Linked DNA regions of Mus musculus: region 1 is linked to region 2. The links are chromatin loops, found by intact Hi-C in ENCODE. Cell type or tissue: heart. All regions are shown on one strand.

Region 1 (2,500 bases), 700 kb after region 2:
AAAGCCCCCCAGGCCATACATAGCATCCTACTTGGCACAGAAGGACTGGAGGTCCCCTGACCAAGCCACCGTCCTTTACAGACACACTGTGTGAGAGGCTGGATCTGGGAGGGTGTTCACAACACAAGGGAGAGCACCACTGGGCTCTGTACCCCAGCCTGCATCTCCTTGCTCCTTATGCGTCCTCAGTCCTCTGGACCCTCTGCTTGGGAGGTCTCCTTCCCCCAAAGGGATATTGTGGCCCAGCTTGGCAGGGAGCTGGAAAGCCAATGCTGAAGAGAACTGACCCTACCTTGAACTTTGCTGGCAAGGAAGTATAGTCCATAAGGGAGTCTGGGCTTCCTCACTCTCTTGGGCGGTAAATCAACCTGGGAACTGGACAGGGCGGGCCTGCCAGGGCTCTGGCAGAGGAGGTCTGCTTAGAGGAGCAGGAGGGATGTGAGCAGAATATGTGCATGTGTGTGTGGGGTGTGTGTGTGTGTGTGTGTGTGTGTACAGGTATATATGTGTATCTGTGGGTGGTAAATCATGTGTGTGTGCCTATCTATGACACAGAAGTATGTATATGTATGTGTATGTGTATGTGTATATGTATATGATGTTGTATATGTATATGATGTTGTATATGTATATGATGTATATGTATATGTATATGTATATGTATATGTATATGTATATGTATATGTATATGTATATGTATATGTATATGTATATGTATATGTATATGTATATGTATATGTGGGTGGTGTATCTTGTGTTTTCGAGTGTGTGTGTGTGTGTGTGTGTGTGTGTCCACAGGATACACATATGTATCTGTATCCATGGATATTGCATCTTGTGTTCTCTTGCAGAAACTGATTTGTTTGCTTTAAGATTCTTGCAGCTTGGGATGGGGGGTGGAGGTAGGGTGAATAACCTGAAAAAGACAAGATTTTCCCATACCTTCCCTGAGAGAGGGACTCCCTGAGAGAGGGCCTCGCCGAGTCCTCCACCCACACAAAAACTATGGACACCTCCTTCCTGCCCAAAGTGTCCTCTGTCCTGAAGAGGTGAATCACTGACACTCAGCCCTCTAATGCAAACTGACCCCTCCCTGAGGACACCCCCATCAGGAGACCTTGCCAAGGGACTGAGAGGTCTGCTAGAAAATTAACACTGAGGTATGGCGCCCCCTTGTGGTCCCTGCCATGGATCCCGTGGATTATGGGGTCAGGGCCGCAGGATGACACAGCTCCACAGACAGCAAGCTTCCCACCATGGGTCAAGAGTTTAATCAGCAAAGTGTGATGAAAAGTCAGCTCTGGATTGTCCAAAAGGTCCTGAGTGATCTAAGCAGGCCGCATGGCTAGTGTGTCTGGAAGCCAGGGGCCACAAAAGGTCCTAATAGGACAAGAAAGATCTGCCCCCTCCCCCGACCCCTCCCCCGACTTCAGTATTTCAGGGGTTTGCTAGGAGAGGACAAGGGACCACGGGCTCAGACTTGTCAGAACTCTACCCCACCATTTCCTCTGACCTTCAGAGGTGGCCTCACTGCCCAGGGTTGCTTTGTATCTTCACTCTCAAATTCACCCCAATTTTGCCTGCACGTGTCAAAAACACAGGATGCATCACCCACTTGTGTATGTGCAGGAGTCATCTTCAGGTGTCTCCCTGGGGGCGGAGGGGGTGTCACTGGAAGCTAGGCTGGCTGGCCAGTGAACACGGGATCTCTGCTTCTCTCTGCCTCCGGTTCTAAGGTTACAAATGCCTTTGCATTATCTCTAAGATGGAACTCCCATGCATTCTTCATGCTTGTAAGGCAAGCACTTTACCAGTTAAACCATCTACCAAGCCCTTTATGTATTTTTTAAGGCCTGCCCTGGGTACCTGAGCTGCTCTGGAGTCCACAGGGCCAAGCCTTGGCTCAGACTCCAAGGATGAGACACCCACCCACCCCCGCCCCCATGAGGACCTGGAGGGGCTAACAGGTCCCAGGGCCACATCCACTGCTCTGGAGTTTCACTCTGAGGACAATCTTGTGAGATTCTTACAGGAGGAGGAGTCTGTGGGACAGCATGCCTTCTGACCTCAGATCTGAGCCACAGGCCAGTGGTGAGACCCTCCCTCTGTCTAAAGGTCCCCATGCCCGCATGCAATGTGGGCTGTGGCAACTCGCTCAGCAATGCAGATGCAGCCAGATGTTTGGGATGTGATGGAATGTTAGTGTAGGCAGGGGCGGGGCGGGGGAGGGTTCTAGGACTTCCAGCCAGATTTCTGACATCCTTGTGAAAAGCAGCTATGGAGATGTAGGCCAAATCTCCTCCTTGGAGACCAGGGATGGGGGATTTGTGAGGGAGGGCACCAGAGACCAGATGTGATGGAGCAAATGCAGACAATGCACTGGACTCTTGGTGCAGAGGAAGGCCGAGGGGAGTCAGCCTGCTAACCTAGGATGCTCACTGTGCAGAGAAGAAGGGGTGTCTGTGGGGAGGAAGTGGGTGTAAAGAAATGTAACATGACT
Region 2 (2,500 bases):
GCCTAGCTTGCTTTTCTTTTTTTCTTAATGGACCCCAGATCTGCTTCACCAAGCTCACCCTGAACTGGCTACTACTGAGTAGAGGTCTCTGAGAAGGACATTTGCTGCATAGCTGGCACATTGGGTCACATCTTCTGATGTCAATGACACCTTTAGGGGATTCTCTCTCTCTCTCTCTCTCTCTCTCTCTCTCTCTCTCTCTCTCTCTCTCTCTGAACAAAGCACATTAGACTGCTTACCCATCCTGGTGGTGCCTGGTATCCTCTGAAGTATCAATGATGAGTTTTTTGTGATGGCTGCTTCTCTACTCAGAGAGCCTGGTCCAGTTCACTACTCCTGGGACTGAATTTTGCACATAGCAGAGTTTCTTTCTGGCTTGTGTTGCTTTCATTTCTTCACACACACACCCTTTCTGGCTGAAGATCTACCTAGAATCTACTGCATGCCAGCCACGTTAGAGGTGGAGACTCCCACAGAGGTTTCTGTCTTCTCTTCTTGAGCCAGATGGGAGCACTCACATTGCTTGAAAGATGAAGCTATGGATGTTCTAAGCCACTGCCATGCATTGGATAAAGTAGGAGAGCTGTCCAAGGCATTGTCTCGGTGAGAGACCACATTAACCAGCACACTTTAGATCTAAGCCTTATTTAGACGGAAGCCTCTTGTCTTCCTCCAGTGCATGCCAAGACTCCCGTGGTTGCCCTCCCAGGCTTGTGCTAATTGCTATGGGCAAAGCTCAGCCTCAGGAGTAGGGAACTGGATCAGACTCTCTGAGGATCCTACCACACAGCTTTACAACGGCAACCTCACACTTTCCCTTCTTAGACCCCCATTTTTGCTAAGACTTCTAGGCCCTAACTGAACAGCATCCTGTGGAAGGGGGACTATGACTTTCCAATTTGTTGCCTTGCTATCCTTTGTAACGTTAGCTAAGGAAGGAAATGTCCTTTGTGTTCAGAGCCATTTTTCTTATTGGTATCATCTGATGGATAAAGTTAATGTACTTTCTCTAGGAGAGATCACAGCATGTGAAGATATACTTCTCTTTGTTCCTGGCATTGTAAGGAGAAACAGAGATAGGAAGTTCCTCTTCTTGGTCAAAATATCGAATAATGGCTTAAAGTATTTAAGGTCTTTTCTTTTTAAAAAAAAATATTTACTCTTCTAAAATTATTTCTATTTAAGACATTAACAGGAAATTTGAGACACTCTATGAAACTCTTTCCATGGACACTTCATTTCTTCTCTCAAACAATAGGATCTAAAGTGAAAACAGATGAGCTTAGACCCAACAGGGTTTCATTATTTGAGGCTAAGGCCCGGGCTGCCACGTGCATCTGATAAGGCCTTTATCAGTAAATAAATTAGCGGTGGGTGGTCCTTGCTTGTGGGGTCTGCAGCACAGGTGAGAAAAATTAACCACTAATGTACCATCAGTGCCCAGTAGGTGGCAGTGTAGGATAGGCTAGGGCCATGCAGGTGAGAACCAGGGCGCCTCAAAAATGTCTCCTGATTCTTTTTGCTTCCCTAGCATTTTAGATACACAGGCAAACACGGGGGCAAGGCAAAGCTCTGCACAACCTAACAGCTATTTCTAGAAACTTGCCATTAGTCTGCATTTACATAATTGAGGTCATTTTAAAGGCAGATGGTTAAAAACAGAAACAGATCTTTGTTTATAACACAGTTGGGCATTGATATAAATTAGGAAGTAGAGAAACTCAGCTCAAAAATAGAACCTTAAACTACTGTAAAACCCTGCAGTCAGATTTCCCAAGAGGAAAGACAAGATCGTCTGAGATACCTGATGCTTAGATAATTCGTGTCACTGTTTCAGAGCCCAAAGGTGTGATGGCTTGTGAGATTTGCTGAGCCCTGTGCTTGTAGAAACAGAAGGTTCTTTAGAGGGTTGAAGTCGTTCTGAATGTGACATACACAGGCTGCTGCACTTGGCCCCCAACTGAAGACACTATTGAAGGTTTAGGATGAGAAGCCTTGCTAGAAGGAGGTCACTATGGGGAGAGCTTGAGATTTTTAAACCCTGGCTGGTTTCTGTCTGCTCTCTTTGTCCCAAGTGTGGATACAGTGTGACCTCCTGCATACATTCCTGCTGCTGTGCTTTCGCTACCCTGATGGACTGTGCACCTCCTAACTGTAAGCCAAAATAAGTTCTGAGTTGTTTTGGTCAGGTACTTCATGTCACAACAAGAAAAAAAGAGACTAGGGGTTACTCTGTGGGTAAAATGCTTACTGGGAAAGCCTGAGACCTGTGTAAAACACCCCCAACCTCAGTATACTGCCTGGCACCCTGGTACAAGACCGCGCGCAGCTGCAGTCAGCTGTGGGGGAAGGGGTGTCTGGATTTGAGGTTACTTCTTAGGACTGGCCTCCCCTATTTTGTGAGAACTTGAGGTGCTCTGATTGCAGCAGAAGAAAAGTCTCAAATATGACAACAGAAGATCAAACCCAAGCCCTGATACTCTTGGTCGGGGGTGCTCCT

What was found. A loop is a pair of places that touch in the nucleus more often than their neighbours do. Peaks named below come from ENCODE experiments on the same cell type or tissue, not always from the same donor. Only the 100,000 strongest peaks of a DNase experiment are listed, where the experiment ranks them.
Region 1: a loop joins it to region 2, with 10 times the contacts of the local background. A loop is called at or near these places in 14 of 42 quality-filtered maps.

What each region holds. Positions count from the first base shown.
Region 1 is chr1:91,912,692-91,915,191 of GRCm38, reverse strand. No RefSeq gene overlaps it. Among named protein-coding and RNA genes, the nearest start is that of Gm46242, 34 kb to the right of the region's middle. In heart, a CTCF peak has its summit at 1,178 (motif pointing left); DNase peaks (open chromatin) are centred at 311, 1,101 and 2,251; H3K27ac peaks cover 994 bases.
Region 2 is chr1:92,610,164-92,612,663 of GRCm38, reverse strand. No RefSeq gene overlaps it. Among named protein-coding and RNA genes, the nearest start is that of Olfr1410, 3.6 kb to the right of the region's middle. In heart, a CTCF peak has its summit at 1,448 (motif pointing right); no DNase peak of the experiment used is centred here; H3K27me3 peaks cover 870 bases.